Regions from separate parts of the Homo sapiens genome. Here region 1 is linked to region 2. A link is an interaction called in ENCODE POLR2A ChIA-PET data of the cell type or tissue named here. Cell type or tissue: PC-9. All regions are shown on one strand. Each heading gives the region's core, and the rest is flanking DNA. Links, peaks and the distances in the headings are about the cores only.

Region 1 (5,377 bases), core at 50-5,049, 810 kb before region 2:
GGACACTTTGTACCTGAGGTTTAGAATAGGTGGTCTCTTGCCAGTACAATCCCCAGGCGTTTTCTGTGTTCAGAAGTAGTAAGAATGCCTTTAATTCAGAGGATTATCTAAGCTCTTTAAAGCTGTTTTTCTCCATTGTCATAGTGCCTTCTCTGAAAAATGAATGTACAGGTATCCTATTTTCTAATGTAATTAGGATTTTTTAAAAGCAATTTTTGATAGTTTTTCTTTTAAAAAGTAAAATTCAGCACTGTGACTTGAACCCCCAAATCTTTCACATACAGGTGAAACATTAAGCCACAAATAAAAATAATGAACAAGAAAGAAGACAAGATCCTAATTCCTGTCATTAGTGACCTAAGTACCCCATATCAGAAACTTTGCAAAACAGATCTAGGGACAGAAGGGCTTTGAAAGACATTTTTCTTTGGGGCAAATTTCGTGTGCCAGAACTACAGTTTAAATGTTTTTATGAGCAAGGGAAGGTAGCATTGATTCCCATAGCTTTCTAATTAGATACATGCTGTCATGGATGTAAGCCTTAAAGGAGTTAATACTAATCTTGTACATACACAAATTTTCCTCAGGTTTTTTTATTTTAAAAAATGATTTGTTAAAAGTACTGTCTGCTAGACCCTTGCCTTTGAGTGGCTTTGAAACTTAATATAGTTTTTAAAAAGTGCAATGGGATGAGATTATGCTATTAGTATATTAAAAGCATGTTTCTGTTTTACTCCAATTTGTAAGATCATTTAATGGAATAAAGATCACAACACCATGTTATCTGTGTTTTCTTTCTCTGTGTTTTTAATATGGGAGGTTCTGTGAAATAGTTTGGCTTGGCAAAGTGAATAAGACTTCTGACGGGATAGTGGCAATGTGGTTTGAGTTAGCTTTCTCTGTCCTACAAAACGACACTGAACAAGTGTCTTACTAGCATAGTCCTGGAGAAGGCTCTATTGTTGGCAGGGTTGCTTAAAAGTGAGCACAAGGGCCAGGTGTCGTGGCTCACTCCTGTAATCAGCACTTTGGGAGGCTGAGGTGGGAGAAATGCTTGAGCCCAGGAATTTGAGACCAGCTTGGGCAACATATGGAGACACTTTCCACCTCTGTCTCTACAAAATAAAAGTGCATAGTGGCACCCACCTGTAGTCCTAGCTACTCGGGAGGCTGAGGCAGGATGATCACTTGAGCCCAAGAGTTTTGAGACCAGCTTGGGCAACATATGGAGACACCTTCCACCCCGTCTCTGGAAAAAACAAAAAACAAACCCAGGCATGACGGTGCGCACCTGTAGTCCTAGCTGCTCTGGAGGCTGAGGCAGGATGATCACTTGAGCCCAGGAGTTGGAGGCAGCAGTGAATTACGGTCCCATCACTGTACTGCAGCCTGGGCAACAGCAAGACCCTGTCTCTCAAAAAAAATTACGCAAATTTCATTTACAGTAACATGGACTTGTGAAGACCTCTGAATTTGTAGCACTTTCATTTAGTTGCCCCATCTGGAGCCAGCTGATTAAACAGTTGCTCTTCAGGGGTGGGGGCAGGGAACGTAAATCTCTACTTAAAGCTTTCTCTTTCACTGATGGACACAGTGAGGAGATTGAATTGAACTTCTCAAATACGACAAATAGCTAGACATACCCCATTTAGCCCTACAGTAAAAAGATTTCTTCCCAAGTTGGAAACACTGGGTGGGATCAGCAGACTTTCTCTATCCAACCATCCATCCCTGGTTGTTACCATGTGTCAGGTGCTTTGCCAGGTGCTGCCCTTGAGTTCATCACAGTTTAGCAGGGAAGGGGCAAACTCAGAGGCTGATGATGTGAAGAGTATGGTGAAAACAAAGATTCAGGACTTGGGTGCCACCATCTACACTGATGTGTAGACGCTCTCAGCATAAACTGGGGAGAAGGAAGGACCAGGGTGACGAATGCGGTCCTGTATAGATGGGGAGCAGTCAAGCAAGCTGGCTTGTCTTTGGCGCATTGACATTCTTGCTTTTGATTATCATATATCACTTTGCAAAAGACAAGTCCAACTCTAATTAGCTTAAAGAAGGAAAAAATTGTTAACTGGGAAAAAGTTTCTTGTAATCGGACATATAGGGGTAAAGCTGACATCAGGCACTGGAGGAACTCAAATGTCAACAGGGCTCTTATTTCAGTGTTCAGTGACCTATTTATCTGCTGTTGCAGATAGGTTTCCTCCATGCCCCAGGGGAGGACAGGCACCAGTGGTTCCAGGTTTATGTCATCCCACTTTAATGTGCCCTGAGGAAACAGGCTTTTTTTTTTTTTGAGCTACCTATGAAAAAACACGTGTGTATATCTCCATTCCAGAGAAGGCTTCTGATTTGTTTGGCTTGAGTCATGCTCCTTCCATGGTCAACACTAGCCTGGCCTCTGAGGCATTATAACCAGCCAGACCTAGGGTGCAGGTGTCTGTAGTCAGAGTGATGACCACGTGCTATGACTGACAGCTCCACCAGAACCACATGGAGTCACCAAATGAAAGACTGCTGGGCAGACCAAAACAAATAATCCATTACAGATAACCAATTCCAGTTAACAATGGCCATTGAACAACAAGAGACACAAAACCTGGACATTTCCCAGGTTAAAGGTTCTGGAATTTTTTTGTTGTTGTTGTTTGTTTCTCTGAGACTGAGTCTTGCTCTGTCGTCAAGGCTGGAGTGCAGTGGTGCAATCTTGGCTCATTGTAACCTCCGCCTCCCGGGTTCAAGCGATTCTCCTGCTTCAGTCTCCTGAGTAGCTGGGATTACAGGCGCCCGCTGCCATGCCCAGTTAATTTTTGTATTTTTGGTAGAGGCGGGATTTCGCCATGTTGGCCAGGCTGGTCTTGAACTCCTGACCTCATGTGATCCACCCACCTTGGCCTCCCAACGTGCTGGGATTACAGGCGTGAGCCACCAGTCCTGGCCTTCTGGAATGTTTTATTTTTATTTTTATCTTATTTTTTTTGAGACAGAGTCTCGCTCTGTGCCTAGGCTGGAGTGCAGTGGCTCAATCTCGGCTCACTGCAACCTATGCCTCCCGGGTTCAAGCGATTCTCTTGCCTCAGCCTCCTGAGTAGCTGGAATTACAGGCACGCACCACCATGCTAATTTTTGTATTTTTAGTAGAGATGGGGTTTCACCGTGTTGGTCAGGCTGGTCTCGAACTCCTGACCTTGTGATCCGCCCGCCTCAGCCTCCCAAAGTGCTGGGATTACAGGCGTGAGCCACCGTGCCCAGCCTCTAGAATGTTTTTTTTAAAGAGAAGGTAGAGATGGTTATGCTGCACATTTAGGCAGTGGAAGCTCTTCAGGGCATTTCAATAGGGATTTGTTCTCTTTCCTCTTCAGTAGGACTTGGGTTTCAAAGGGGATTCAGAAGGAAGTTATACTTCACTTTTGGTTTCTTTCATAAAAGCCTGATTTTTCTGGTCAGAGGAAACTATCAAAATTGGCATAGTCACATGTTTTACACCTGTGAAAACCCTGCATTCAGCTGGCTGGTGGAGCACTTGAGACATACTCCCATTTTGAATGTTGTCATGTTGTGAAATTTGTGGTTTCTGTTCCTTGTTGTGAACTTTGTGGATTCTGTTCCTTGTGTGCAAAGAAGCATTGCAAACAGCTTCCCTTTAAATGCAGTTTCCCTAAAAAAAAAAAAAAAAAAACAAAATGCAGTTTCCCTGTTCACTTTCTCTCGTCACCCTTGCACCCTTTCTTTCTCCTGCCCTGGCCTTCCTGTGTGTCACCCAGCTTGCTCAGATTCCCCATTGGGCCTATTAGGCCTGCAAAGCAAATTAGCCTGTGCAATTTTCTCCCACCTGCTCAGCTATTCCTCCTCAGAGAGTCAGCAAAACAATGGATTCTGGAGGATCCATCTATCCTCCTTAGAAGGCAGAGAATGGAGAGATTACAAATACTTAAAAACTGGCCAGGCATGGTGGCTCATGCCTGTAATCCCAGCACTTTGGGAGGCTGAGGCAGGCAGATCATCTGAGTTCAGGAATTCGAGACCAGCCTGGCCAAAATGATAAAACCCTGTCTGTACTAAAAATACAAAAATTAGGCGTGGTAGCGTGGGCCTGTAATCCCAGCTACTTGGGAGACTGAGGCAGGAGAATCGCTTGAACCTGGGAGGCGCAGGTTGCAGTGAGCTGAGATCATGCCACTGCACTCCAACACTCTAGTCTGGGAGACATAGCAAGACTCCGTCTCAAAAAAAAAAAAAAATTAATAGTTTCCTCCTTATCACAAGAGGAATGGGGCTTCATAGCCATGCTATGCAGAAAAGCCTGGAAGCTTTGGAGGTGGACACTAGTTGGATCCTGGCATCACAGTCCACCTGTCCACCTGCTCTGTGCGGGGGGTAAGGACCGTCTTGTTGGTGATGGTGTGGCATCATGGGGCAGTTTCTCAGTAAGTCCCGGGGCCTTTCTTAGAGAGCTCCTCTTTTGAGAACTGTGTGAGAAGTGAAAATACATAGCCCTCAGTACTGTTCCCCCTTCCCAGTATGATTTTTTTTTGGTTTTGTTTTGCTTTTTTTCTGGCACAGCAACAGGAAAAGATAAGGGAGGTGACATCTGGGTGCTTCTGGAAGCAGAGGGTGAGGAAAGGCAGAAGTCAGCCCGGCTGCCTCAAAACCGAACCTGTCCATCCTGGGTTTGGATGACCTTATAGTCAGTCCCTGGCTCAGGGTGCTCCGTAATTTGTTTGATGAGTGATAAGGCACATAAAGCTATGGTATTTATATTGCCTCTGAGTCTCCTTGTCAGAAAGCTGGTGAAGATCATGTGATGTTGATGGGCACATACCTATTCTCATGTTAATAACAGCCACCGTGTGTTGTGTGAGGATTTACCACGTGCCAGACGTCAGGCTCAGCACTTTATTTTTATTTTATTTTATTTTATTTTATTTTTTGAGACGGAGTCTCCCTCTGTCACCCAGGCTGGAGTGCAGTGGCACGATCTCAGCTCACTGCAAGCTCCGCCTTCCGGGTTCACACCATTCTGCCTCAGCCTCCCAAGTAGCTGGGACTACAGGCGCTGCTACCATTCCAAGCTAATTTTTTGTATTTTTAGTAGAGACGGGGTTTCACCATGTTAGCCAGGATGGTCTCAATCTCCTGACCTCGTGATCTGAGGGCTCAGCACTTTATAAGCATCATTTCATTTGTTGCTCTGTCTTTGGGGAATGTATTTTTTTTTTTACATTTTTTTATTTTGAGACAGAGTCTCACTCTGTTGCCCAGGCTGGAGTGCAGTGGCATATCTCGGCTCACTGCAACCTCCATCTCCCGGGTTCAAGCGATTCTCCTGCCTCAGCCTCTCAAGTAGCTGGGACTACAGGTGTGTGCCACCACA
Region 2 (5,377 bases), core at 196-5,195:
TAGAGGTAAGGACTTAGGACAGTGGCCTCTTGGTGAAACCCTGGGCATAGACCACCCAGAGACTGGGTAAAGTGAAAAAAAGGTCAGGACAGATCCCCCATGGAGTCAGGGGGTATGTAGAGAAGGGAAGAATCTGGCCAGACTGAGGAGGAAGGTTGAGGAAGATGAGAGAAGAAAGCAGAGAGAGAAATGTGTCCTTAGAACTTGGGATAGAAGAATTTTAAGGAGTGGTTATTTCTCCTTGCTCCTGAGAAAGAAAGTTCGAGGTAAGGATGTGTTTGAGTCAGGAGGGGCTTGAATTAATTGGATCAGTGCCAGTATTTTCAGTGGAATGGCTCAGTAGCAATTTTACAGTATGTTGGAGCATAAAAGAAATAAGGAAGTAGAATTTATGGGCAACCATATACAAAATAAATTTATGAAAGGATGCCATCTTTAAAATAGGTGTAGACATTCATATGCTTCCTCCCTGCATGCCAGTGGATCTGGGTTTCAGCACTTGCTCTAGAAACCACTGATTAAGTCTGAAGTTTTTTGGGATGCAGATTCTTGGGCCCCAACCTAGAATTTCTGGTTGTGACACTTGAGAATTTTTATATTTGAGAATTCAACAGGTGATTCTTATTTTTCCTAAGGTGTGAAAACCACTGATCTAATGTTGCTCAGTCATTTTCCTTTTCACCTCATAAAATATTCAAACTACAGAAAAGTTGGGAGGATAGCACAATAAACACTCATATTCCCTTCACCTGTAGTCACTAACTTTTTTTGTTTTCATATTTGTTTTTTTCTTTTCTTTTGAGACAAGGTGACACTCTGTCACTCAGGCTATAGTGCAGTAGCGCAATAATGGCTCACTGCAGCCTCAAACTCCTGGGCACAAGTGATCCCCCCACCTCAGCCTCCCCAGTAGCTGGGATAACAGGTACATGCCACCATGTCCAGCTAATTTTTAAATTTTTTTGTAGAGACAGAGTCTCCTATATTCCCCAGGCTGTTCTTGAACTCCTGAACTCAAGCAATCCAGCCACCTTGGCTTCCCAAAGTGCTGGGATTACAGGCGTTGGCCAGATCTGGCCACCAATTGTTAACATTTTGTCACTTTTTTTCTTTTTCTTTCTTTTTTTTTTTTTTTTTTGAGATGGAGTCTTGCTCTGTCACCCAGGTTGGAGTGCAGTGGTGCGAGATCTCAGCTCACTGCAATCTCCGCCTCCCGGGTTCAAGTGGTTCTCCTGCCTCAGCCTCCTGAGTAGCTGGGGTTACAGGTGCACGTCACCACATCCAGCTAATTTTTGTATTTTTAGTAGAGACAGGTTTTCACTATGTTGGTCAGGCGGGTCTCAAACCCCTGAACTTGTGATCCGCCCACCTCAGCCTCCCAGAGTGCTGGGATTATCGGCGTGAGCCACCACATTCAGCCTTTCCCCTCTTTCTTTTGCCGAATTATTTGAAAGTAGGTGCAAATTTCATGCTGTTTTATTCCTAGATACTACAGCATGCTAATAATAAGGCATTCTCCTGAACAGCCATAATGTCTTTTTTTTTTTTTTTTTTTTTTTTTTTTTTTTGAGACAGAGTCTTGCTCTGTTTCCCAGGCTGGAGTGCAATGGTGCGATCTCCACTCACTGCAAGCTCTGCCTCCCAGGTTCACACCATTCTCCTGCCTCAGCCTCCTGAGTAGCTGGGACTACAGGCGCCCGCCACCACGCCTGGCTAATTTTTTGTATTTTTAGTAGAGACGGGGTTTCACCGTGTTAGCCAGGATGGTCTCCATCTCCTGACCTCGTGATGCACCCACCTCGGCCTCCCAAAGTGCTGGGATTACAGGTGTGAGCCACCACGCCCTGCCCATAATGTCATTTTCAAACTAAGAAAATTAACAGTTCTCCAACATGATCCAGTAATCAGCCCATGTTCAAGTTTCCCCATCTGATTTTTTTTTTTTTTTTTTTTTGAGACGGAGTCTCGCTCTGTCACCCAGGCTGGAGTGCAGTGGCACGATCTCGGCTCACTGCAAGCTCCACCTCCTGGGTTCAAGCCATTCTCCTGCCTCAGCCTCCCGAATAGCCGGGACTACAGGTGCCCGCCACCATGCCCGGCTAATTTTTTGTATTTTTAGTAGAGACAGTGTTTCACCATGTTAGCCTGAATGGTCTCAATCTCCTGACTTCGTGATCGGCCTGCCTCGGCCTCCCAAAGTGCTGGGATTACAGGTGTGAGCCACCATGTCCGGCCCCCATTTGATATTTAAAACAAAAGTTTTTATCTTTTTTCTTTCAATTTAAGACCCAGGAAGATTCACATTTTGTATTTGATGTGTGTCTTCAGTGGGCCTTTTGTTTTATTTTTCATGACATCAACTTGTTTTGTTCAATGTTAAATTAAATCTAACACTGATTAAATTAGTGCTGCGATGATTACATTAGTAGGCACTTGATGAGGTTATCCCTTTTATTGCTGATGTCAATTTAATCACTTGTTCAAGGTGCTAACTATCAGATTAAGCACACTCATCCCTTGGTATTGTGGGGCATTGGCTCCAAGAGCCCCAGAGGAAACCAAAATCCATGCATCCGCAAGTCCCATAAAATCTTGTCATATTTGCATGTAATCTACTCACATCCTCCAATATACTTATTTATTATTATTTTTTTAGTAGAGACAAGTGTCTTACCATGTTGTTCAAGCTGGTCTCCAACTCCTAGGCTCAAGTGATCCTCCTGCCTGGGCCTACCAAAGTGCTGGGATTACAGCCTGGCCAAAACTAGGGTCCATATACCTTTTTTTTTGGTGTTTTTTTTTTTTTTTCCCCCTGAGGCAGTCTTGCTATGTCACCCATGCTGGAGTGCAGTGGCACAATCTCACTGCAGCATCAAGCTCCTCAACCTCCTGGGTTCAAGCTATCCTCCCACCTCAGCCTCCCGAGTAGCTGGGACTGTAGGGTCACACCAGCACACCCAGCTAATTTTTGTATTTTTTGCAGAGATGGGGTTTTGCCATGTTGCCTAGGCTGGTCTCAAACTCGTGAGCTCAAGCCATCTGCCCACCTCAGCCTCCCAAAGTGCTGGGATTACTGGCCTGAGCCACCATGGTTGGCCATAGAGCTTTTTTTATCCCCTGATTTCCTGTCCGTGTCATTATGTTTTCCTTTTTCACTCAGAACCATGATTTCCTGACTGCAATGGTCTGTGAACATTTTTCCCCTTACAATAAATATAATACATACTCACCAGATAAAAATGTAAATACTGATGAGGAAAAATTGTAACTAACATTTTCGGGGCTCTTGTGGGTTAGGGACTTTATACTAACTCATTGAAGACAGACAGTAGCCTGAGAGAAGGTAGGGTTTGGGTTATCCTCATTTTGCCGGTGAGGAAAATGAAGCTTGAAGTTAGACTAACTTAGAGTCTTAAGCTAATAAATGGCAGAGTTGGTTTTCAAACCAGAAATAACTTGTTTATAGTACCCTTCCAAAGCCTTTTCTATACACAAATATATATAAGAATGGGATCATATTGTGACCATCTTTCCATGTCAATAAATGGACTTCAACAGCATTCTTTTTAATCCAGTGTCCTTTTGTTTCCTCTTCTCCCGGCCTTGTCCCCAGGATCGACGAGAACGTGCTAGGAGCCCAGCTGGACGTTGAGGCCGCCCATTCAGAGATCCTCAAGTACTTCCAGTCTGTCACCTCCAACCGGTGGCTCATGGTCAAAATCTTCCTCATCCTCATTGTCTTCTTCATCATCTTTGTGGTCTTCCTTGCTTGAACCCTCTCTACTCTGAGGCACTCTGTTGGGGTTTGGGACCCTCCTGGGAAGGCAAGTGGCCAGTGCTGCCACTGAGCCTGTGCAGGGTACTTGGGAGAAAGGCCCTGTTTCCCTGGAACTGCTAAGAATGACCACTGCCCCTGATCCCCCACCCCTTGCCTCTGGCCACCCTGTCCTCCCCCCACCACCCTCAGGCCTATGAAACACACAGGGTTCTAGATTTGAACTCTGCTGTGAAGTGACTGGAAGGGAGCAGAGGCCAGCTGGGGGCCAGTGGGGGAGGTTGTTTCCACTAGGAGATTTTTATAAACCCTCTCCAGCCTCTCCCAAAGGAAGCGTTGGCAGCAAAGGGAGATGATGCCCTTACCCACCTTCCTGTGAGTGAAGAGAGGAAGCAGCCCCAGGGACCAATTTTCCCAATTGACCTCTTTCTTCCTCTTTCACCATGTGAGGCAGGGAGCCCTGAGCCCTTCAGCTGCCTGCACAACCCCTGACATTGGCTGCTGGTGACTCAATCTGCCAAATGTGCTGCAGCTCGTTTTCTCCCAATTACAGCAAGACTGTCAGCCTCACTAGCCATGTCATCATTTCTGGGTGGGAGCGTCGAAGGGCCTAGGCAGCGAGTGGAGAGAGCCCACTGCCCAGTACCAGAACTGAAAGGGTTGGGCTAATGGCTCTGCCAGGTATCACTGCTGACACAGGCTATTTTGGGCTCTGACACACAGCTGCCTCTAGGCAGGGGAGAACCAAGTGTTGCAACACTTCATTAGCGTGGAAACTTCCTTTCACACAGGGGAGCAGGATCCCAGAGGGGGTCCCTGATTGGGGGCAACTTCCAGGACTATCTCAAGCAGTGTTTGGACCTGTTTCATCTGTATCCTCCAACTATTTGGCCGTAATTCTTCCTTGAGCTAAGCGAGGCAGAAGCTCTGCCTGCTTCCAGGAGTGGAAGGTGAAGAATTTGTTCCCAACTCCAGTTGAGGCTTTTGATTCCCTCCAAGCACTTCACCAAATCAAAGCCAGTCACAGAGAATGGAGACACCTGCCCAGAATACCCACCGTCCAGGGAGATTAGTGTGCTTTGTTCTTCCTGACCGAGACTCACAACCACATTCTGAGGTCACTCGAGTGCCCCTGTCTCATACATTCCAAAGGAAGTTGAAGCTATAGAGACAACAGTCAGGGGCTGGTGGTGGTGCTTTTGGGGGTCTAGGAGAGCCCAAGGCCCTGATATTTTAAAATGTCCTCCTCGGCATCTCCAGCAAGTTGCCACTGCTGGTGAGCTTCACTGTCTGCCCCGTTGACACGATGGGTTTCTAGTAGGGGACGCCATTGATGGAAGGTCTGTGAAGACAATGCTCGCCAAACCCCTGACAGATGTCGTATCATTTGACTCAGCAACTCAGGGCGGGGCGGGGTGGGGGAAATTCATAACACAAATTCATTTATTTCACAAATATATGTTGAGTTTTTACCATGTGCCAGGCATAGTACCTGCCGAGTCAAGCCCTCGAGGAAAAAAAGCCCTTAATTAGTCAACGTTCGAGCTCACATTCTAATTCTCAACTTCGTGATTTGTTAATCCATCTTATAGGCGAAGAAAG

What was found. Peaks named below come from ENCODE experiments on the same cell type or tissue, not always from the same donor. Only the 100,000 strongest peaks of a DNase experiment are listed, where the experiment ranks them.
Region 1: POLR2A ChIA-PET joins it to region 2 with 13 read pairs; 2 of 35 experiments call an interaction of 5 or more read pairs at or near these places.

Annotation. Positions count from the first base shown.
Region 1 is chr11:63,619,488-63,624,864 of GRCh38, reverse strand. ATL3 (atlastin GTPase 3) reads left to right here. Exons shown (of 13, transcript NM_015459.5): 13 at 1-778. The region is part of intron 1 of LNCROPM (lncRNA regulator of PLAAT3 mediated phospholipid metabolism); the gene reads right to left. Among named protein-coding and RNA genes, the nearest start is that of LNCROPM, 5.9 kb to the right of the region's middle. In PC-9, for the core only: no CTCF peak of the experiment used is centred there; a DNase peak (open chromatin) is centred at 2,264.
Region 2 is chr11:62,805,865-62,811,241 of GRCh38, reverse strand. STX5 (syntaxin 5) reads left to right here. Exons shown (of 11, transcript NM_003164.5): 11 at 3,614-4,382. The coding sequence ends at 3,773. Among named protein-coding and RNA genes, the nearest start is that of NXF1, 3.1 kb to the right of the region's middle. RefSeq lists enhancers at 5,284-5,333, 5,354-5,377. In PC-9, for the core only: no CTCF peak of the experiment used is centred there; no DNase peak of the experiment used is centred there; H3K4me3 peaks cover 396 bases; H3K27ac peaks cover 587 bases.